Linked DNA regions of Homo sapiens: region 2 is linked to region 1. Evidence: chromatin loops called from intact Hi-C (ENCODE). Cell type or tissue: mammary epithelial cell. All regions are shown on one strand. Each heading gives the region's core, and the rest is flanking DNA. Links, peaks and the distances in the headings are about the cores only.

Region 1 (16,682 bases), core at 318-8,317:
GGATCCTATTTTATTAGCTTTATAATCTCAAAAAAAGGAAATTTCCTGTTCCTTAATTTCCTCATCTGTAAAATGAAGATAATAAGTTCTATCTCATAAAGTTACTCAGCTGATTAATAATTTTTTAGGTTTATTTTATTTTGTTATTTTCTTTTTTTTTCTTGTTTTTTTTTTGAGATGGAGTTTTGCTCTTGTCACCCAGGCTGGAATGGAGTGGCATGATCTGATCTTGGCTCACTGCAACCTCCACCTCCGAGGTTCAAGCAATTCTCCTCCCTCAGCCTCCCGAGGAGCTGAGATTACAGCCATGCACCATCACATCTGGCTAATTTTTGTATTTTTAGTAGAGACAGGGTTTTACCATGTTGGTTAGGCTGGTCTTGAACTCCTGACCTCAAATGATCAGCCCTGCTCTGCCTCCCAAAGTGCTGGGATTATAGATGTGAGCCACTACTCCACGCCTATTTTATTTTATTTTATTGAGACGGAGTCTTGCTCTGTCCCAGGCTGGTGTGCAGTGGCACGATCTCGGCTCACTGCAACCTCTGCCTCCCGGGTTCAAGCCATTCTCATGCCTCAGCCTCCCAAGTAGCTGGGATTACAGGCTTCTGCCACCAGGTCCGGCTAATTTTTATATTTTTAGTAGAGACAGAGTTTCACCATTTTGGACAGGCTGGTCTCAAACTGCTGACCTCAGGTATCCACCCGCCTTGGTCTCCCAAAGTGCTGGGATTACAGGTGTGAGCCACCACACCCAGCCTACTTTATTTTTTTAATAGAGACGAGGTCTCACCAATTGGCCAGGTTGGTCTTGAACTCTGGCCTCAAGCAATCCCCCCACCTCAGCCTCTCAAAGGGCTAGGATTACAGGCGTCAGACACCACGCCCAGCTATTCTGCAAATTAAATGAGATATTTCTGTGCAATTCTTAGCATAACACCTGCCTGGCACACCATAAGAACACAAGAAAAGCTGTCGTTATTATTATTACTACCTAGCTAAGTACTAGGCACATAATAGGTGCTAACTTTAACTTAAAAATAATAGTTTATTACTACATCAACACTTGATAGTCTTATTTCAATAACAAATGTTTCTTGACTACAACAACACACACTGATCATTTCTTGTGGCTTAAAACTCTCCCAAACTTACCAATATTGGTGGCACCAGCATCCAGACTGTTTTCTACTAACTCCTTCACCGCAGTGCTTAGACTCAGTACCACCGGCCCAGAGCAAATCTGATGGACTGACTTCCGATCGATAGGTTTGATGGCCTTAGCAGGTTCTGTACTAAAGAAATGTTACAAGAAACAAAGCAAGTATTCAGCTATATATTTTCATCCTGATTTTAACTGTGGGAAATGACTCAACACTGTAAATAGTTTATGGGTCTAATCTATTCATTTATTATATTAACAAATACATTTATTATATCCAGAAATAGAAACACTGTTTTACAATCCTTAAACATGTACCCAAGATACTTCTGGATAGATACTTCAAATTCAACAGATCCTTACTATCTAATTATACTAGGATCCACATGGAGAAAACATACATTCTATCTCTCAAATTACCAAAATCTTTGGCAACAATGGTGTCTTTCTTGAAAACTGAAAGCATGGCCTGGTGGGGTGGCTCATGCCTGTAATCCCAGCACTTTGGGAGGCAGAGGCAGGCGGATCACTTGAGGTCAGGAGTTGGAGACCATCCCGGCCAACATGGTGAAACCCTGTCTCTACTAAAAATACAAAAAATTAGGCAGGCATCACGGTGGGCGCCTATAAACCCAGCTACTCGGGAGGCTGAGGCAGGAGAATCACTTAAACCCAGAAGGCAGAGGTTGCAGTGAGCTGAGATTGCAGCATTGCACTCCAGCCTGGGTAAGGAGCAAAAATAAAAAAAAAAAGTGAAAGCAACATAATTTCCCACATAATTAGAAAAACCAACAGTATGCTGGAAAATACACAATGTTTAAGTTAAAATCATCTCAGAAATTGGGTACCAGTTACATAACTATTCCTTATACACAGTTGCCTTTGATACCCTACTCCAAACTGAAGCTGCCAGCTGCTGTCTTAGCAAAGACCCTCAAAGTTCTTGCTGTACTAACTTTAAGAGTTTTATAACAGTTTTATCTGCCCTTATTCCCTGCTCCAAGCCATCCTCCACTCTATCACCAGAGATATTTTTGAAATCACAGATCTGGTCAAATAATTTTTCTTCTTAAAAATTTACTAGTGCCCCACTTCCTACTACATGAAATTTAAGATCTAGTCATCACTGGGCCCAAAACTACCTTCTTTTCAGAATCTCTCTAATCCTTTCCCTTCATCAAGTCCCCTACATCATCACCATTATTATTATTTATTATTATTATTATTTGAGAGTGCTCACCCTGTCGCCCAGGCTAGAGTGCAATGGTATGATCTTAGCTCACTGCAGCCTCCGCCTCCCAGGTTCAAGCGATTCTCCTGTCTGAGCCTCCCAAGTAGCTGGGATTACAGGCACCCACCATCACACCCGGCTAATTTTTGTGTTTTTAGTAGAGATGGGGTTTCACCATGTTGGGCAGGCTTGTCTTGAACTCCTGACCTCAGGTGATCTGCCCTCCTTGGCCTCCCAAAGCGCTAGGATTACAGGTGTGAGCCACTGCAACCGGCCGTCCCCTATATTGTAGCGCAGTGAACAATTGTTTCCTGAACATCACAAGCTCTTTTAAACACTACAGTGTATAAGCAGGTCTCTCTCTAAACCACTCTCCTCTTCCTCCTCTGCCCAACCAATGTCTGCTCATCCAAAGAATGTATCCCGTGTGTTCATTAACTTAGCAATTTCCAGTAAACCGTTTAATTGATAACTTGTTAAGAGAAGGCAGGAAACCTCCATGAAAGAGAAATCATTGGGTATTTCCTACAGCATTTACCACATTGTAGGCCTTCAATAAACCCTTGTGAAATAAACAAACCTCTTTACTCTTCATTCCACCTTGCTAAGAATCTCACCTAAGTCTGTCTACCATGTGAAACTGCAGATGACCTCACAGAAAATTGAAAGAAGTATCTCTAAAAATAAATTTATTAGGCAACACACTATAGGCTACAGTCCACTTCTGATTTTTTTTTTTTTTTTTGAGGCGGAGTCTTGCTGTGTCACCCAGGCCGGACTGCAGTGGCTCGATCTCAGCTCACTGCAACCTCCGCCTCCTGGGTTCCAGCGATTCTCCTGCCTCAGCCTCCCAAGTAGCTGGGATTACAGGCGCCCGCCAACCATGCCCAGTTAATTTTTGTATTTTTAGTAGAAACTGGATTTCACCATGTTGGCCAGGCTAGGCATGAGCTCCTGACCTCATGATCCACCCGCCTTGGCCTCCCAGAGTGCTGGGATTATAGGTGTGAGCCACCGCGCCCGGCCCACTTCAGATATTTATTTTCAGGAGGGAGCGCATTTAGATACAGACCGAAAATGTATTTAAATGTGAATACATTTAAATGTAGTTACTTAAATCTATCTAATATATTTAAATGCAGAGAGCGAATTTGTGTTTACATATCTGACATGGAATGCAACTGTGCTAGCCAAGATTCGGTGTAGCTTACCAGCCAGAAATCACATATCCTAACAGGTAGAAATGCATTGCATTTTGTAAAACTGCGCAGCTATGCAAATTAGGATGTGTCTGGACGCTCTACCTTCCCCAAAATAACCTCAATTTTTTAAAAAGGCCAGGCAGCGTGCATCAGGCCTGTAATTCCAGCACCTTGGGGGGCCAAGGCGGGCGGATTGCTTGAGCTCAGGAGTTCGAGATCAGCCTCAGCAACATAGCGAAATCCCCGTCTCTACAAAAATAAAAAATTAAAAATTAAATAATATAAAAATAAAAATAAAAGGGGAGAGAGAACAGGTAGAAAGGAAATGCATTCAGTCTATGGGGATTTCACGCTAGGGCTTCAAGTTCACGGCCCTGTGATGGGATGTGGGCAGGGCCTGTCTGGGACAGGCCGAACCCAGCTCCTTACAGGGCCGAATCCTTTGCCCGCAGCCAAAGACCCCGAAGGAGCCTGCCTCGGCCTTAAGGCGCAACCAAGGAGCACTGGATGGCTGGGGCGCTGAGGACGCCGCTCCGGGGCCTCCACGCCTCGCCACGCCCCTCGGCCATGTTCCCCCCATTTCCAGGGAGGTTGGAACGCCGTGGTTCTCAAGGAGGACGCGCGAGAAGGGAGACCGCGAGCCCAGCTCACCTCTAGCTCTCAGCTCGCTCCATGGACTCAATACCCGATCCGCCTCGGGGCCTGGGAAAGTTCCCTCCACGACTCCCACAGGCGCCCCGCCTCCTGGGCTCCCATTGGCTGCTTTTGACGTTGTGCTCCACCCTTTCTGGGCGGGGCGGAAAAAATACTTCCCGTCTCTCCTTTTCGCCTATTAGCTCCGTCAAAGGTCGAGTCCGTGACGTCAAAGAGCATGGGCCAATCAGAGCACACCGGACTGCTTTTTTTTTTTTTCCCGAACGACCGCAGCAGGGTCACAAGGGAGATGTCCGCCCCCAGTCGTAGCCTCGGACGGTTTCTGAGCGTTGGTGTTTGGCACGCGCCACCCTCTCTTGCTTTGGTTCCGCCATGCCGATGTACCAGGTAAAACCTTATCACGGGCGCGGCGCGCCTCTCCGTGTGGAGCTTCCCACCTGCATGTACCGGCTCTCTAACGTGCAAGGCAGGAGCGGCGGCCCAGCGCCCGGCGTTGGCCACCTACAGGTAGGAGCGCGGGCCCCTCCTTCCCCCCCACCCCGCGCCAAGTGCGCACGCGCGGCGGCCGGCTGCTGGCCCGAGTCCCCCCGGGCCGGAACGAGTGTGTCCCACCCGGTTTGCGGTCCCACCCGGTTCGCGGTCCCACCCCGGCATTTGTGCCGGCCGGCCAGGGACTCACCCAAACCTTTATGTTTTAAAAGATTTATTCAGGCCGGGCGCCGTGGCTCACGCCTGTAATCCCAGCACTTTGGGAGGCCCAAGCAGGCAGGTCACCTGAGGTCAGGAGTTCGAGACCAACCTGACCAACACGTTGAAGCCTCGTCTCTACTAAAAATACAAAAATCAGCCGGGCGTGTGGCGGGCGCCTGTAATCCCAGCCACTCGGGAGGCTGAGGCAGGAGAATCGTTTGAACCCTGGAGGCGGAGTTTGCAGTGAGCTGAGATCGAGCCATTGCACTCGAGCCTGGGCGACAGAGCTAGACTCCGACTCAAAAAAAAAAAAAAAAAATAGAGACAAGGGTCTCACTATGTTGCTCACGCTGGTCTCAGACTCTCAGGGCTCAAGCAATCCTCTCGCCTCGGTCTCCCAAAGCGCTGAGATACCAGGCGTGAACCACCGCGCCCGACTAGGAAAAAAAAAATATATATATATATATATATATATATATATATATATGTACACGTGTATGTATATATACATATATATACACACGTATATGTATAGATATATACGTATGTGTATATATTTCTTTTATACGTATATATATAACATTTTTGTTTTTTTGAGACATTTTGAGAATAATTTTTTTTTTATATGGCTGCTTAAACATGTTAGTTCAGAGATTCTGCCCTGTGAAAAGTGAATAGCACATAAATGCTCATTTTGAGGAATTACAAAGCGAACTCCAGGGTCACCACCTCCCAGGTTGACACACATTGTCACCGCTCCATTCTTTCCACTTAAACCTTCCCCCCAACCCCCTCAAGGTCCTGATTTTTATGGTAATTATGTTCTATTTGTGTCTATTATTTTGTCACCTAAGTATCCCTAAACAATATAGTCTGGGTTTTTATTTGTTTTTTTTTTTGTTGTTTTTTTCAGACGGAGTTTCACTGTGTCACCCAGGCTGGAGTGCAGTGGTGTGAGCTCGGCTCACTGCAACCTCTGCCTCCCGGGTTCAAGCAGTTCTCCCATCTCAGCCTCCTGAGTAGCTTGGATTACAGGTGCACGCCACCACACCCAACTAATTTTTGTATTTTTAGCAGAGACGGGGTTTCACCATTTTGGCCAGGATGGTCTTGATCTCTTGACCTCATGATCCACCCGCCTCAGCCTTCCAAAGTGCTGGGATTACAGGTGCGAGCCACCATGCCTGGCCTTTTATTTCTTTTTTTGAGCCCATTCTCTCCCTGTTTTATTTTTAAAATTTTATTAAACATAGTCATTTTATAATCTATGATAGATGATTATCTAAAGTGTTTGTGAAATAATTTTGTCAGTGCCTTGTTTCTTTATATGTTTTACTAGGTTTATTGTGAGCCACTCATTTTCCCTGGAGTTCTTTGGGGCCTAGGTCAAAGGTGGGTTTTTTTTTTTTTGAGACCGAGTCTCGCTCTGTCACCCAGGCTGGAGTGCAGTGGTGTGATCTCTGCTCACTGCAAGCTCCGCCTCCCGGGTTCAGGCCATTCTCCTGCCTCAGCCTCCCGAATAGCTGGGACTACAGGCACCTGCAACCATGCTGGCTAAATTTTTGTATTTTTAGTAGAGATGGGGTTTCACCATGTTAGCCAGGATGGTCTCGATCTCCTGACCTCATGATCCGCCTGCCTCGGCCTCCCAAAGTGCTGGGATTACAGGTGTGAGCCACCGCGCCTGGCCCCAAAGGTGGGTTTTCAAGAGAGGAACGTGCTGTTGCTTTGACAGTTGCCTGGGGACACTCCAGAATCACTTTTCTTTTCTTTTTTTTTTTTTTTTGAGACAGGTTCTCATTCTTTCTAGGCTGGAGTGCAGTGGTGCTATCACGGCTCCCTGCTGATTTGACCTCCCTCAGTGGCAAGGTGGTGACCCTCCCACCTCAGCTTCTCGCATAGCTGGGACTATAGGCATGTGCCACCATGCCTGACTAATTATTCTGTTTTTGGTAGACCAGCCTGGGCAACATGAGTTTCACTTTACTTGGGTTACTGCTCCCAGCCTGAATCACTTTTAATTATCTGAATGATTATTCTGGGCTGGGTGTGGTGGCTCATGCCTATAATCCAAGCACTTTGGGAGGCTAAGGTGGGCCTCACTTGAGGTCAGGAGTTCGAGACCAGCCTGGCCAATATGGTGAAACCCTGTGTCTACTAAAAATACAAAAATTAGCCATTAGCCAGGCGTGGTGGCACATACCTGTAATCCCAGCTACTCGGGAGGCTGAAGCAGGAGAATGCTTGAACCTGGGAGGTGGAGGTTGTAGTGAGCTGAGATCTCGCCATTGCGCTCTAGCTTGGGCTACAGAGTGAGACTGTCTCAAAAAAAAAAAAAAACAAAAGGAAAAGATAAAAAAGATTATTCTGATCATGTATGTGGTATGAATCTTGACTGCAAATCCAGATCTGAGCGCTCACTATGGTTATGAATTCTCAAGGAGGAGTTATTTTTTTTCCCCTCCACTGCACCCTCAGGTCATAACAAGCTAGTTTTCTTGCTGTCGCCATCTGCCCTATAGGTTTAGTGTTCAATCTCACTTCCTTGAGGATGTGACTCTTTGCAGGACCCAGCTTTATTTAGGTGCCTCCTCTTGGACTACTCGTCTTGGAAGAAGCTTAGACTCTACCTCCTGTGCTCTGCACTCCATGCAGCCATCTGGATACAAAGTCAGGGTCCCCAGGGATTAATGAAACCTTTAGGGCAAAAGTCAGTTTGCTTACCTCCCAGGGTTGCTACTACACCTCATTTTTGGACTATATGAAATTTTACCTTTCATTCTAGTTCACCAGTACATTGTGAAAGATGTTTTAAATGTTTTACAGAAGTTTAGATGGTTCAACTGGGAAGATCATATAGGATTTCTGTTCTGTTATATTGCCAGAAGTAGAAGTCATCTGTATTTTTTTTTTACTAGTCTTTGGTAGATGAGTGGCTGGATAGCTACAAGCAAGACCAGGATGCAGGATTTCTGGAGCTTGTTAACTTTTTCATCTGATCTTGTGGATGTAAAGGTGAGGAAACTGCTCCCCCTTTCTAATTCCCAGCCTTTTGTTCCTATGTTATGAATTCTTTCTCCATTTAGATAAGTAGGATTAGATATTTCCTAAATAAAGGAAGATAGTAAAGCATTAGAAAAATTTTACTTATTTAGGCTGGGCACTGTGACTCACACCTGTAATCCCAGCACTTTGGGAAGCTGAGGCGGGTGGATCACTTGAGGTCAGGAGTTGAAGACCAGCCTGGGCAACATGGTGAAACCCCTACTAAAATACAAAAAATTATCTGGGTATGTGGCTCATGCCTGTAGAATTGCTTGAACCCAGGAGGTGGAGGTTATAGTGAGCCTGGATAGCGCCACTGCACTCCAACCTGGGCGACAGAGCCAGACTGTCTTCAAAAAAAAAAAAAAGAGAGAGAAAAGTTTCACTTCTTTAACTAAATTTTTTGTTGATAAATACGGGAAGTGATCCAGTAGGGAACCATGTTGGTTTAGAGACAAGAAACTTTGGGGAAAAAGAAGTAATCATGCTTATGTTATGGCACAAATTTGAGGACACCTTTTAGTCTTTCTAGATGCAATAATCTGTTATTTTCTTACTCTTTATTTCCCAGCTACTTTGCCCATATTTCTCCTCTGTAGCTGTGGTACCCCCAGAACTCTTACTGCCATGGCTTGATTTATTGGGACAGATGGTCTCAGTCAGGTTGTATTATATAAGAAATCAGCGTCTGGCTTAGTTTTATTACTCTCTTTTGTTTTGTTTTGTTTTGTTTTTGTTTTTGTTTTTGAGACAGAATCTCACTCGATTGTCCAGGCTGGAGTGCAGTGGCACGATCTGGGCTCACTGCAACCTCTACATCCTGGGTTTAAGTGATTCTCATGCCTCAGCCTCTCAAGTGGCTGGGATTACAAGCATGTGCCACCATATGTGGCTAATTTTTTTTTTTTTCTTTGAGACGGAGTCTGGCTCTGTCGCCCAGGCTGGAGTCCAGTGGCACAATCTCGGCTCACCGCAACCTCCGCATCCCAGGTTCAAGTGATTCTTCTGCCACAGCCTCCTGAGTAGCTGGGACTACAGGTGTGCACCACCATGCCTAGCTAATTTTTGTATTTTTAGTAGAGACAGGGTTTCACCATATTGGCCAGGCTGGTCTTGAACTCCTGACCTCGTGATCCGCCCATCTCACCCTCCCAAAGTGCTGGGATTACAGGCTTGAGCCACTGCGCCCGGCCTACGTGGCTAATTTTTGTATTTTTAGTAGAGATGGGGTTTCGCCAGGCTGGTCTTGTACTCCTGACCTCAGGTGATTCACCTGCCTCGGCCTCCCAAAGTGTTGGGATTACAGGCGTTAGCCATCGCGCCTGGCCTGTTTTGTTGTTGTTGTTGTTTTGTTGTTGTTTATTTTGGGGCACAGTTTTTCACTGCTTGATTCCTTTTTTTTTTTTAAACAAATCCTGCCTCAGGTTTATTTGTACAAATAGTGCAGGAGGACACCAGTCCTTCTGTCCTCACGTTGGCAGACAGAGATCTCTACTCTGAAGCCTTTGTACAGGCCTGGGCACCTTTGGGAGCCTGAGCTGGAACTGAAGCTGGAGCTGCAGCCTGGGCCTTCATTTGATCCTTGGCCTTTGGCTGGTACAGTCTGAGCCCCTTGGCATTGTGGGCACAAGCATGCTTCTCAAGCTTGGGGTGGGCAGTGTAGGCAAGTGGGCTTAACGTCCTTGGGCTTTACGAGGGGCTCGATAGCCTCGGCATGTACACCCATGACCCTGGCATTGTTGCCCTGCATCTTCTTTTTTTTTTTGTTTTGCTTTTTTTGTTTTGAGACAGAGTCTCACTTGTTGCCCAGGCTGGAGTGCAGTAGTGCGATCTCAGCTCACTGCAACCTCTGCCTCCCGGGTTGAAGCAATTCTCCTGCCTCAGCCTCCCGAGTAGCTGGGATTACAGGCACCCGCCACTACGCCCAGCTCATTTTTTCCATTTTTAGTAGAGAACTGGGTTTCATCATGTTGGCCAGGCTGGTCTAGAATTCCTGACCTTGTGATTCTCCTGCCTCGGCCTCCCAAAGTGCTGGGATTACAGGCTTGACCGACTGCGCCCGGCCAGCCTGCATCTTCTTTAGGCCCTTCTTGTTGTGCTTCTTGGCAAAGCACATATTCCTCAGGAACTTGGGGTCCATCCCCTTAAGAGAGTTGTATCTTTGTGATTGGGGTTTCTTGATGCCATTTCTGTGTAATTTTCAGCCTGGTTGTGTGAGGTGTGGTTTTTGGATTTGGCCGTGTCTACACCATAACCTATGGCTCCCTTCCTTTGGGTTTTTAGAGAGATTGCCTTATAGCAGATACACAGTTGGATGTTGGCAGACCGTTGACCAGGGGGTCTTTTGATTCCCCACCTAAGCTCTTTGCACAGTGTTTCCTTGCTCATATTCAGGTATATCTGTAAATGATCACAGCATCCTGTTATTTTCCTCGTAAGCACCTCATATCCTTCATTCTTTAGGCACTGTGAGCCCTGAGATGTTCAAGAAGATGTCCAACTCAGAGATCATCCAGCACCTAACAGAGCGTTTAATGAGGTGGAAGAAGATGACCAGGATCCTCTTACCCCTCTTATTTCAAAACACAATGCCTATTATCCCCTTCTTTTTGATTCTGTGAAATAGGGTAGCTTTTAGAAGGTGGAGTTCAGTCTCTTGGGGGTAAAAGAGATCTGAATATGCCTCTCAAACTGGGGAGACAGCTAGGAAATGAAGCATAACAGATATTTTTACTAGACTGTTGGGTTTTGACATCCAAGCCCCTATGACTTCATATACCTGGTCATAACTTTCCCATCCTTTTCATACATCCTTTTGTAGGACTCGGGGGACTATCCTCTGACAGCTCCAGGTCTATCCTGGAAGAAGTTCCAGGGCAGCTTCTGTGAGTTTGTGGGGACATTGGTCTGTCGGTGCCAGTACATCCTCCTCCATGATGACTTCCCTATGGACAACCTCATCTCCCTGCTCACTGGCTTCTCAGACTCACAAGTCTGCGCCTTCTGTCACACTAGCACCCTGGCTGGTGAGCATTCATTTTCATTCCGGACATTCTTCTGGGGATTTATAGGACTTTCCTCTGTTCTCTGATTCAGGGTCTTCTTTCCTACCTGTGTCTTGGCTCTTCACTTCAAGGCCATGCCTCTTTTATCCTAAACTTCAATCCAGTTTCTCACTGGTGGAGTTTTGAGAAGGGGTAGATCACAGCAACAATTTCCAGGCTTAGTATTTTTGTCAGAGCTCACCACTAGGGTATGCTGATGGTTAAAAGAAGACCACAAGGGTTAGAGGGAAACAGTCCACTCCAGGACAGGCAGTCAGGATTTTAGGGTCACCTACCTCTGGCTTCTCATTTTTATTGCCCTTCTTTCCTTCTATTTTTCCTTCTACTCATCCTCTCTCCTCTGACCTCAGTAATGATTTCTTTATCTCTTTTTCCTTACTCAAAGCTATGAAACTGATGACCTCCCTGGTAAGAGTTGCCCTCCAACTGAGTCTGCACGAAGATATCAATCAGCGTCAGTATGAGGCTGAAAGAAACAAGGGGCCAGGGCAGAGGGCACCTGAGCGGCTGGAGAGCCTGTTGGAGAAACACAAAGAGGTGAGGAGTGTTCCCTGCTTCTTCCTTCCCTTTTTCCCAACTTGCACCCACTTCTGCCACAGACCCCCTTATCAGGCCCTGGGCAGTCTTTCAAGATCATGAATAACGGAGTCTGGCAATAGTTTCATAGACCCATCCTGTAAGGGCTCATTGCAATGCTCACCTTTTTTCTGGGTTGTGGGCTCAACAAATAATGTGTAATTTAGAGTTCTCTCGAATTCCACTTTTGCTCAGTTTTTCTTTGTCAGCACTTATTGTCAGAAGAGTTTAAGTGCTGTACCTGCCTGTCATGCAAGGAATTAAGTTTTGACCTACTCGTCAAGTGTGCAGTGTGCAAGTGACCGCAGGAGTACTAAAAGCCAACCATTGACAAGGGAGGCCAAATTTTCAAGGAATGGAAAGAGCACAGGCCTTCCAGTGAACTCCTGGCTTTAAATTCTGTTCCATTTAGTCACTAGCTCCATAGCCTTATGTAACCTCTCTTCAGTTTTCTTTTCTTTAAAGAAAGGGATAATCTCACCTTTTTGTGAAGAATAAATGAGATGATGAGTAAATTGCCTCACTTGGCACATAGTAGTTTTGTTTCCTTTTAAACTTAAAGATGACCACTGGAGGGCATAAGCCATAGCAAAATCTTTGACACTGATGAAATCTTTAATCAGCTGGGTCTGTCATAAGAGTAACACTACTGTTTTTCTCCTTACTTTCTGTTAGTGTCTGAGACCCCTCCTATGAGGTTGGCAGGACTCACCATGTCTGACCATATCATTTGGCTATTTCTCTAGCCCTCACAAAAGGTCTCTTCCATTCTAAATCATTAGAGAAGGAAACTTTCTACTTCTCTCATTCTCTTTTGTTATTTTTAATTGTCAGTTTGATCTTAAAAGCTTATGTGTATTAATCTATCCTGGATTTTAAATTATGTACACTGTGAATCTTTCTTTTATTTTTCTTATTCTTTCTTTTTTTTTTGGCTTCTCTGGGCTCTTGCTTAGTCAATTATCATTGTAATTCCCCCATTTTATCCTTAATTTCTTCCTCCCCACTATTTTCTTCTCTCCACTTATAAATGTATATAGGCTCTTGAATCTTTATTTGACTCTGCTCCTCTGTGAATTACTCTTTTTTTCCATCCTTCCTTTTAGGGTAGTATTTCCTTACTTCCTTAATGTCCAACTAACTGAATCCTTTTTGCTACCTAGCTTATTTTCCCATTTTTCTTTGAAACTGTTCTTTCCAAACCAATGACTTCCTAATTCCTAAAGCCAGTAGCCTTTTCTCAGTCTCCCTTTCCCAAATATTTCACATATTTGCTTCACCTGTTTTTGCTATGTTACTGTAAAATATGGACATATAGGTACTTCAGCCGTAAAGACTTAAGTATGTCTTGTCGAAAATGATATGTTGTTCTTACATAATTGAAGAGGTGGGGTCTGTTGTCTTAAAGAATGTTCCCTTTCTCCTTATAATTCTGGTTCTTTGGTGTCTATTGTTCATGTGATCCAGGATTTTTCAACAATGGCACTACGGACATTGCGGGGCTGTCCTGCCGTGGTGGGATGTTTAGCAGCATCTCTGGCCTTTATCTACTAGATAGATACCAGTAGTACCCTGCTCCCCCACCAAGTTCAGGTAGCCAAAAAAATCTTTAGACACTGCTAAATCTCCCCTGGGGAACAGAATTAGCCTCAGTTGAGAACCACTGATCTAATTCCTTTCTTCTTATTTTTGCTGGTTCCACTACTATTAAACAAACTGCACTTACTAAAAATTTGTTTTCCAAATTGTTAGAAACATATACGGGCATCATACCTGGAAGATCTTGCAGGTTCAGTTCCAGATCACCACAATAAAGTGAATATTGAAGTACAGTGAGTCACACAGTCAAAAAATCAAAATTTTTATTTCTCAGTGCATATGAAAGTAATGTTTACACTGTAGTCTCTTAAGTGTGCAAGACTATTGTCTAAAAAACATGTATGTACCTTAATTTAAAAATATTTTATTGCTAAAAAATGCTAATGGCAATCTGAACCTTTAGCGAGTTACATCTTTTTGTTGGTAGAGGGTCTTGCTTCCATGTTGATGGCTGCTGACTAATCAGGGTAGTGGTTGCTGAAGGTTAGGGTGGCTGTAGCAATTTCTTAAAGTAAGACAACAGTGAAGTTTGCTGCATCTGTTGACTCTTCCTTTTACAAAAGATTTCTCTGTAACATGAAATGCTGTTTGATGACATTTTACCCACAATAGAAATTCTTTCAAAACAAGAGTCAATTCTCTCAAGCCCTGGTGCTGCTTTATCAGCTAAGTTTAGGTCATAGTCTGAATCATTTGTTGTCATTTCAACAATATTCACAACCTCTTCACCAGGAATAGATTCCATTTGAGGAAACCACTTTCCTTGCTCATCCGTAAGAAGCAATTCCTTATTTGTTCAAGGTCATGAAGTTGCAGCAATTCAGCCACATCTTCAGTTTCTACTTCTAGTTCTCTTGCTGTTTCCACTGCATCTGTAGTTACTTCCTCTACTGAAGTCTTAAACCTCTCAAAGTCATCCGTGAGGGTTAGAATCAACTTAAGTCTTGTTAATGTTGATATTTCGACCTCCTCCCATGAACCACAAATGTTCTTTATGGCATTTAAAATGGTGAATCCCAGCCAGGCACAGTGGCTCAAACCTGTAATCCCAGCACTTTGGGAGGCTGAGGTAGGTGGATCACGTGAGGTCAGGAGTTTGAGACCAGCCTGACCAACATGGCAAAAACCCATCTCTACTAAAAATACAAAAATTAGCCAGGTGTGGTGGTGCATGTTTGTAATCCCACCTACTTGGGAGGCTGAAGCAGGAGAATTGCTTGAACCCAGGAGGCAGAGGTTGCAGTGAGCCAAGATCACACCACTACACTCTAGCCTGCGCTACAGAGCAAGACTCCATCTCAAAAAGAAAAGAAGAGAAGAGAAAAGAAAAGAAAGGAAGAAATGAAATGAAATGGAATGATGAAATGAAATGAAATGAAATAAATAAATAAATGAAATGAAATGAAATGAAATAATGAAATGAGATGAAATGAAGAATCCTTCCCAGATGGGGGGTTGGCTTTTTCTGGTTTTTGTATTTTGTTTTGAAGACAGGGTCTCGCTCTCTTGCCTAGACCGGAATGCACTGGTGCAGTCATGGCTCACCGCAGCCTCAACCTCCTGTGCTTGAGTGATGTTCCTGCCTTATCCTCCCAAGTATCTGGGACTACAGATTGCATACCACACCTGGCTAGTTTTTGTTTTGTTTCTGTAGAGGCAGGGTCTCACTATGCTGCCCAGGCTAGTCTTGAACTCCTGGGCTTAATCAGTCCTCCCACCTCAGCCTCCCAAAAAGTTGGGATTGTAGGCATGAGCCACCATGCCTAACCCCAGGAGGTTTTAGATGGACTTTGCCCAAATCATCAGAGAAATCACTGTGGCAGCTATAGCCTTATGAAATATATTTCTGAAATAATAAGACTTGAAAGTTGAAATTACTCCTTGTTCCATGGGCTGCAAAATGGATGTTGTGTTAGTGGGCATGAAAAAAGCAACATGGATCTCCTTGTACATCCTCACCAGAGCTCGTGGGTGACCAGGTGCCTTATCACTGAGCAGTAATATTTTGAAAGGAATCTTGTTTTCTGAGCAGTAGGTCTCACCCATGTGCTTAAAATATTCAGGAAACCATGCTGTGAACAGATGTGATATCATTAAGCTTTGTTGTTTCATTTATAGAGCATAGGCAGAGTAGATTTAGCATAATTCTTAAGAGCCTTAGGATTTTTAAAATGGTAAATGAGTATTGGCTTCAACATAAAGTCACCAACTGCATTAGCCCCTAACAAGGAGTCAGGCTGTCCTTTGACGCTTTGAAGCCAGGCATTGACTTCTCCTCAATAGCTGTGAAAGTCCTAGGTGGCATTTTCCAATATAAGGCAGTTTAGTCCACACTGAAAATTCATTGTTTAGTGTAGCCACCTTCATCAATGATCTTAGCTAGATTTTCTTGATAACTTGTTGCTTCTCTATCAGTATTTGCTGCTTCACCTTGTACTTTTATGTTATGGAGAGGGCTTCTTTTCTTAAACCTCATGAACTAACTTCTAGCTTCAAACTTTTCTTCTGTGGCTTCCTTACTTTGCTCAGCCTTCATAGAATGGAAGACAGCTAGGATGTTGATCTGGATTGGGCTTTGGCCGAAGGGAATGTTGTGGCTGGTTTGATCTTCTGTTCCGACTACTAAAACTGTCTCTATATCAGCAATAAGACTGTTTAACTTTCTTACCCTTTGTGTGTTCACTGGAGTAGCGTTTTTAATTTCTTTCAAGAATTTTTCTTTTGCATTCACAACTTGGCTGTTTGGCACAAGAGGCCTAGCTATTGATTGGCCTGTCTTGGCTTTCAACTAAGCTTAATCATTTCTTTTTTTTTTTTTTTTTTTTTGTCTTTTTGAGATAGTGTCTCGCTTTGTTGCCCAGGCTAGAGTGCAATGGCGTGATCTCGGCTCACTGCAACCTCCGCCTCCCAGGTTCAAGCGATTCTCCTGCCTCAGCCTCCTGAGTAGCTGGGATTATAGGTGCCTGCCACCGTGCCCGGCTAATTTTCTGTTTTTAGTAAAGACAGGGTTTCGCCATGTTGGCCAGGCTGGTCTCAAACTGACCTCAAGTGATTTGCCACCTCGGCCACCTAAAGTGCTGAGAATATAGGTATGAGCCACCACGCCTGGCCTCTAAGCTTAATCATTTCTAGCTTTTGATTTAAAATGAGAAACATATGACTCTTCCTTTCATTTGGATACTTAAGAGGGTTATTAATTGACCTAATTACAATACTTTTATGTCTCAAGGAATGAATAGGGAGGCCTGAGGAGAGAGACAGAGACAGGGAAGCTTGTTGGTAGGGTAGTCAGAACACAGACAACATTTGTTAAGTTTGCCATCTTATATGGGCATGGTTCGTGGTACCCCAAAACAGTTATAGTAGTAACATCAGGCTGGGTGTGATGGCCCATGCCTGTAATCCCAGCATTTTGGGAGGCCAAGGCGGGTGGAGACCTTGAGGTCAGGACTTCAAGA
Region 2 (8,000 bases), core at 1-8,000, 130 kb before region 1:
TGCATTTCACCATGTTGGCCAGGCTTGTCTTGGACTCCTGACCTCAGGGGATCTGCTCACCTCGGCCTCCCAGAGTGCTGGGGTTATAGGCATGAGCCACTGTGCCCAGCTAAGACCTTACCATTCTTGTTTCATACATTCAGTATTCATGATTTAACCACAGATTTTCTCTTCAGTCTTTCCTATGTCTCTTCTTCCAGCTGAAGGACTTTTTAAAAAACAAACAAGCTGGATGTGGTGGCTAACACCTGTAATCCCAGCACTTTGGGAGTTCAAGGTAGGAGGATCACTTGAGTCCAGGGGTTCAAGACCAGCCTGGGCAACATAATGAGACCCTGTCTCTACAAAAAGTAAAAAAAATTAACTGGGTATGGTGATGCACCAGTGCACTCCAGCCTGAGTGACAGAGTGAAACCCTGTCTCAAAAAACAAAAACAAAAAAATTAAAAACAAAATATAAACACAATACCATTATCACTCCTAATACAATTAACAATGCATTTTAATGCATTTCCTGAAAATTCAAATGTATCTCATTTTCTCTGATAGTTTCCAAAAGAATGTGTTTTTATAACTTTTTTTCTCAGAGTAATATCTAAACAAGATTCTCACATTGTACTTTGTTTATACTTCTTGTAATGTGATTGCTCCAATCCTGTTTCCCTTTCTTGTGTGCTACTTATTTGTGGAAGAAGGTGGGTCATTTGTCATTAGAATTTGCAACATCCCGAATTTGGCTGATTGAATCCTTTTGGTATCTTTTAATATAGTCTGTGTTTCTTTGTAATTCCTGTAAAATGGTAGTTACAACTAAAGGCTCGATTGACGATATATTCAGTTTTTGTCAAGAATACTTAATAATTGTTGCTGTACTGTTTCCTAGTGCATCAATCAAGTGGCACACAACATCTGGTTGTTAAGATTGATTAGTAGATTTTCTACATAGATAATCATGCTATCTCTAAACAAAGACCGTTTTATTTCTTTCTTCCAAATCTGTTTTCTTTGTATTCCCCTGTCTTGTCTTAACAACATTGATTAGGACTTCCAGTACCATGTTGAAAAGCAGTGGTGAGAGAAGACATCCTTGCTTTGTTCCTGATATTAATGGGAAAGCTTCCAGGTTCTTGCCATTAAGTATGATGTTAGCTGTAGGTTTTTTGTAGATATCCTTATTAAGTTGAGAAAATTTTCCTAGTTTGCTGAGAGTTTTTATTATGAATGGGTGGTGAATGGTGTCATATGCTTTTTGGCATCTATTGATATGATCACGTGATTTTCCTTCTTTATCTTGTTGATGTGATGGATTACATTAACTGATTTTCAAATGTTGAATCAGCCTTACCTACAGATGGGTTGCAGGCAAACAACCCATTTTGTTTGCTTACATACAAGTGGCAAATGGTTTTCCTGGGAGTATTTTAGTGGAGAACTGTGAGAAGCTCTATTGCACAGTGCTGGTCTTTTGTTTGATAACCAAGATGTCTGTAGTTAGACTGTTTGGGACATTTGTCACATTAGGACCCCCTTCCCCTATGCTCTTGGGATATTCTGAATTTACCATTATGCTGCTTATCAGATTAACATTTCTGCATGTGCTTTTTTCCCCCATTACAAAAGTTTTACTCATTTACTGTAGAAATTTGGGGCAATACAGGAAAACATAAACCCAAACGGGATAAATAAAAACATTTTATGAAATTTTTAAAAGCAGGCAGAGATAAAGAGAGATTACTTTCAAAAGAGCAACAATAGGCCAGTACTTGATTGCACAACAGAAATGAGAGCACAAACCATGGAGCCTCAAAGGGCTGAAATTTGCCAAGAGCTGCCAATCTAGAAGTCTGTTCCCAATGAAAATATTTTTCAAGAGTGAAGGAGAAAAAAAAAGTTTTGAAGAAGACAAAATGCCTACTTAGTAAAGGAAATAGGTTAAAAATCAATAAGCTAAATGCATATATTGAGAAGTTAATTGGTACCCACAATGTTTTTTTTTTTAAAAAAAAGAACAGAGCAGTAAATTAAACATAGAGTAAGTACTTGGAAGGAAATAAAAAGAGCAGAAATTAAGGAAATAAAAAACATCCATAAAATAGGATTATAAAAAAGCGGAAGTTGGTTATTCAAAAAATCTTACAAAACTGATGATTACCTGGCAAGTTTGATCAATAAAATGAGAGATGGTACAAATAAGTAATGTTAGAAATGAAAATGAAACATCACTATAGATCCTATAGACATTAAAAAGATAGGAGGATATTTTGAATTACTTTATGCCAATTAATTTGGGAATTTAGATGAAATACACAAATTCCTAGAAAATGAAGCTTAAGAAAATTAATACTAGATGAAATGATCTACATGGACTTATAATTGTTAAATAAATTGCTTTTTTAAATTTAAAACCTCGTCCAAAGGAAACTCCAGGCCCAGATGATTTCATCGTTGAATTATACCAATTCTTGATGATACCAGTCATCAGGAGAACTAACACCAACCCTACACAACTATTCCAGAGAGGAATAGTAGCACTTTCCATCTCATTTTATTAGTTCAGAATTTTTTTTTTTTTTTTTTGAGATGGAGTTTTGCTCTTATTGCCCAGGCTGGAGTGCGATGGCGTGATCTCAGCTCACCGCAACCTCCACCTCCTGGGCTCAAGTGATTCTCGTGCCTCAGCCCCACGAGTAGCTGGGACTACAGGCATGTGCCATCATGCCCAGCTAATTTTGTATTTTTAGTAGAGATGGGGTTTCTCCATGTTGGTGAGGCTGGTCTCGAACTCCCAACCTCAGGTGATCCACCTGCCTCAGCCTCCCAAAGTGCTGGGATTACAGGCATAAGCCACTGCGTCCAGCCAGTTCAGAATATTTATACCAAATTCTAAGAAGAATAAGACAAAAGCGATTTTTACTCATAAGCATAGAAGCAAATATTTTAAAGAAAAGATCAATAAACTAAATACAGCAGTCTATAAAACCATGAAAAATTGGCTTTATTCTAAGAATGCGAGTTTTGTTTAATGTGTAAAAATCAACCTATTTATGATGTCATAATAAAAAGAAAGCTGGTAGGATAAGGTTAATAGATGCATAAAAAGAATTTGACAGAAATCAATATTTATTTATGATTAAAATCTTGTAGCCAATTAGGATTAGAAGGAAACTTCCTAATCTGATATATTTACCCATAAAAGTCATACTTCTTGAGTAAATGTTTAAAATCTTACTGTGCAGAATAAGACAAGCATACCCACTATATTTATCACCACTTCCATTTAACATGGAATCAAAGTTCTGGCTAGTGCTAAAAGACAAGAAAAAGGGGAAAAAGTTATGATTGGAAAGGAAGATGTCATTTTTAGTAAATAAATGTGTACATAAACAATCCTTTCCAAAATTTGTAATTATTCGCTTTAATAAATGTATTTTACAAGACTGCTATATAGATACACAGTCAGCTTACAAAAATCAGTTATATTTCTGTATACCAGCTATTAAAATATCAGTTAAATATTAGTTAAAAGAGGAAAAATAGAAAAGATACTACCATAACAAAGCATCAAAAGTATATTACCTAGGAATAAATCTATGGAAAGATGTTTTTGACCTTTATATTGAAAACTATAAAATATTATTGAGAGAAATTTTAAAGGATCTAAATAAAGGTAATTATTTTGGCAGATTCAGGGTTGTAAAAGTATCATTTCTCCATACACTGATTATATTTATTTATGGTAGCCACTAGCTACATGTGACCATTGAGTACTTGAAACGTGGCTACCCTGAATTGAGCCGTGCTGTGCATTGGAATTTAAAGACTACACTTGATCTTAGCCAAAAGGCCAAGAAGCGATGGAATTCAAAGACTTAGTCTGGTAAAAAGAATGTCAGGTATCCCAATATTTAAATATTGATTTCTTCTTGAGTTGATAATTTTGAGGATATGTTAAGTTAAAATACATTAAAAAAAATTTCACCTGTGAACTTATATTTCTGTTGAGCAACACTGGCTTATAGATTCAATGCTATATCAGGCAGAATCATAAAGGGTTGTATATGTTTGTGGAAATTAATAAGCTGATTCTAAAATGTACATGGATATGCAAAGGGCCAAGAATGGCCACCATACTCTTTCAGAAGGACGACATAAGAGAACTTGCTCCACTGTAGGATTTTTCAACATTGGCACCATCGACATTTTAGACTGGATAGTTCTTTTTAGGAAAAGGGTTGGGGAGACTGTCCCGTGCATTGTAGGATATTCAGCAGCAGCCCTGGCCTTTACCCACTAGATGTCAGTAGCAGCCCCCATTTGTGAAAACCAAAAAATTTTCTCAAGATGTTGCTAATTGTCCCCTGCGGTGCAGAATCGCTCCTGGTTGAGAACCGTCTCTATTGGATATCAAGTCTTAGTGTAGAGCAACAGTAATTAAAAGTGTGATATTGAGACAATGAGAAACAATTAGATCAGTGGAACAGAATAGAAAAAACCAGAAGCAGATCCTCACATGCATAGACAATGATTCTATCATATTTATTACAGTGGACTATCCATATGTTAAATAAGTTTAACTTCTCAACACCACACGCAAAAGTCAGTTTTGGTGGATTTTTGACACAAATGTGAGTGGCAATATGATAAAACTTTAGAAAAAAATGTAAGAGCTTATCTTCATGCTCTTGATAGCATGGAATGATCCGTTAAAGAGACACAAGAAACACTAATATGAAAGAAACGCTAATAAGGAAAGAAAGTGGAAATGTGTGAAAGTTAGGAGTTCTTATTGATCAGAAGACATTGTGAAAAAAAGGAAGCCATAAAGTGGATGAAATTATTTCTAATACGTTTATAACAGAGCTTTTCTTTCCAGCAAATGCAAATAATTTATTGAAAATCAGTTGGAAAAAAGACAAATATTCCAACAGAGAAATATTCAAGACATTTGAACCAGTACTTCACAAAAACAGAGATACAGATAGCCAGAAAACATATGAACTCAGCTTGCTTACATCCACAGGCAGATGCAAAGCCAAAACAATGCAAAAGTGGTGAAAACTAGCAACACTAAGTGTTGTTGAAGATAACAACCAACCAAAACTCTGATACAACGCGGGTGAAAGTGTGGCAAAATGACTTTGGCAATCAGATTGCCAATATCTGCTAAGGTCGAATGTATACATATCCCCCATGACCCAGCATGTCCATATTTAGGTAGATCCTAGAAAATGTGTGTTCTTGTGCATCAAGAGACAAGTACAGCTGGGCACGTTGGCTCATGCCTGTAATCCTAGCACTTTGGGAGGCCAAGGCAAGAGGATTGCTTGAGCCCAAGAGTTCGAGACCAGCCTGGGCAACAAAGTGAGAGCCTGTCTCTACAGAAAAAAAAAAAGAAAAAAAAAAAAAGCTAGGAGTGGCAGCATGTGCCTGTAGTCCCAGCTACTCAGGAGGCTGAGACAGGAGGATCCCTTGAGACTGGGAGGTTGAGGCTGGAGTGGGCCATGCTTATGCCACTGCACTCCAGCCTGAGTGGTGGAGCCAGACCCTATCTCAAGCCAGAAAAAAAAACAGGAGGTGGGGAGAGGGAGAGAGAGATGAGTACAGTAGCACTCATGGCAGCAGTATTTTCTAAGAAACCCAAAGTAGAGGGTTAAAATCGTTCACTAGTAGTGTGTTCATACAATGTGGCCATAAAGATGTATTTATGGTGACACATAAGTACCATGCACTCTACTGGGCCACTGGAGCTCCAGTTACATCAACAGCATGAATGAATCTTGCAAACATCGAATTCAGTGAAAGAAGCCAGACACAAAAGAATGTATGTCACAGTAGCATTTTATAAAATTTCCTTAAACAGGCAAAACTAAACTCTGGTGTTCAAAGAGATAACCACATTGTTTTATAATAGCTAAAACCTGGACATAATCCAAATGTTTAGGGAATGGTTGAATAACTTGTTGTATATTCATGCAACCCAATACTGGATAATGAAAATGAACAAACCTAAACATGGAGCAACATAGGTGAATTTTATAAACACAGTGTTGAGTGATAGACACCAAACACAAAATAATGTATGATTCCACTGACATAAATTCCAAACACAGGCAAAAACTAGACTATTATGTTAAAGTCAGGATATTAGATATTAGTCAGGTGAAGGGAGTGGATATTCACTGGGAGGAGCAGAAGGGTGTCTGGGTGATGGGCATTTTGTGATAATCCCTGGAGTTATACATTCATGTTTTGTGTACATTTCTCTTTGTGTTTCATTTCACAGTTTTAGAAGATTTAGCAAAGTGAGAGAGAGCCTATTCTGGTTCCTACTGTTGCATGACAGGTGAGCCCCAAAACCGGGGCTTAGCTTGGGAGGATTTTTGGCTTTGTCCAGTAAAGAATTCAAGGGCAAGCCGGTGGTGTTAGACGGGAATCTTTTATTGAAGGGTACAGCTCCTTGCAGAGCAGGGCTAACTCATAGGCAGCGCACCCAGAATGGGCATTGTATGGGCTCCTGGCAACTGTATTTATGCACATATTTACATGCAAATTAAGGGGCAGGCCAATGCAAATAAAGGGATGTGTTATTTAGAACTTTCTAGGAAAGGGGCAGTAACTTCTGGGTTGTTGCATGGCATTTGTAAACTGTCATGGCCCTGGTGGGAGTGTCTTATGCTAATGAATAAGAAGGCTATCTTGGGATCACCTTAGTGGCCATCTGCTGGTTCCTGCTGGTTTCTTCACTTCATCCTGTCTGGACCTGTTTTGGTCAGCAGGGTTGTGACCAGAAAACAAGTCCTGCCAGTCTCCCACCTCACTACTGCTTGGGTTCACACCCCAGCTTTGCTGCTCTCCAGCTGTGTAACTTCAGGCAATTTACTTAACAGCTGTCAGCCTCACCTTCGTATCTGTAAAGTGAAGATAATAATCCAATCTATTTTGTGAGATTTGTTGTAAAGATTAGACAGATATTGGAATCTTTGCCAAGCTACAAAGCACTTTATAACAACAGCTGGCACATAGTAAGGGCTGAGTAATTGCAAACTCCTGCTATTATTTTTATGGTTACTGTTGCCAGTTTATTTGTTCAGATGAATTGTAAACTCTCATTGGAATTACATTATATTTATAAATCCATCATGGCTCTCCATGTAGATGGGTTTTTGTTTAGGTCTCTTAGAAAAGTTTATTTTACTCACTGTCCTGCATGCTATTTCATAATTTAATCATTAGGAATATATATATATATATATATTTTTTTTTTTTGGCGGGGGACAGGGTCTTGCTGTGTCACCCAGGCTGGAGTGCGTTGGTGTGATCATGGCTCACGGCAGCCTCCACCTCCCAAGCTCAAGCAATCCTCCTGCTTCAGCCATGCCCAGCTGTTGTATTTTTTGTAGTGATGGGGTCTCTTTATGTTGCCCAGGCTGGTCTCGAATTCCTGGCCTCAAGTAATCCTCCCATCTTGGTCTTCCAATGTGCTGAGATTACAGGCGTGAGCCAGTGCACCCAGCTGAAACACTAGGCATTTCATAATTATAAGTAGAATATGCTTTCTCTTGAATTTTGAAATTGCTGATTGCTGGCATATAATAGCTAATATTTGGTATGATACGCTGCTGCCAAGCTTGGTTCCAGATTCCACATGCTAAATGCTACATTCAGGTAGAAACTAAGAACAGAGAGGTAATGATACCTAGTACATGGGTTGGGATTCATTCTGGCCCCCGTGTCCACATTTAACTCACTACCGTATCCTTGGAAAGCTGTTGGTTTATATATATATATATATATTTATATATATATATATATAATTTTTTTTTTGGTAACTGGCCTAATCTCATTTTTAGTTGATTCTTTCAGGTTTCCAAGAAGCCAGTCATATTATTTACAATTAATTATTTTTCGTATATTCTCCAGTAATTCTTATCCTGGCCTTGTTGCTTTGATTATAACTTGTAGAAAAGTGTTTTTTAAGAAAGAGCAGAAATTCTTCTGTT

Evidence for each region. A loop is a pair of places that touch in the nucleus more often than their neighbours do. Peaks named below come from ENCODE experiments on the same cell type or tissue, not always from the same donor. Only the 100,000 strongest peaks of a DNase experiment are listed, where the experiment ranks them.
Region 2: it touches region 1 in a loop (5-fold over the local background); 5 of 110 quality-filtered maps call a loop at or near these places.

Annotation. Positions count from the first base shown.
Region 1 is chr7:67,298,130-67,314,811 of GRCh38, forward strand. It overlaps the pseudogene PMS2P4 and the pseudogene STAG3L4. Among named protein-coding and RNA genes, the nearest start is that of LINC01372, 30 kb to the right of the region's middle. RefSeq lists an enhancer at 4,492-4,541 and a silencer at 4,722-4,901. In mammary epithelial cell, for the core only: a CTCF peak has its summit at 4,719; a DNase peak (open chromatin) is centred at 4,402; H3K4me3 peaks cover 1,977 bases; H3K27ac peaks cover 2,274 bases.
Region 2 is chr7:67,172,612-67,180,611 of GRCh38, forward strand. All of the region lies in intron 13 of TYW1 (tRNA-yW synthesizing protein 1 homolog), which reads left to right. Among named protein-coding and RNA genes, the nearest start is that of MIR4650-1, 62 kb to the left of the region's middle. RefSeq lists an enhancer at 6,471-6,765 and a silencer at 6,471-6,765. In mammary epithelial cell, for the core only: a CTCF peak has its summit at 4,314 (motif pointing right); no DNase peak of the experiment used is centred there.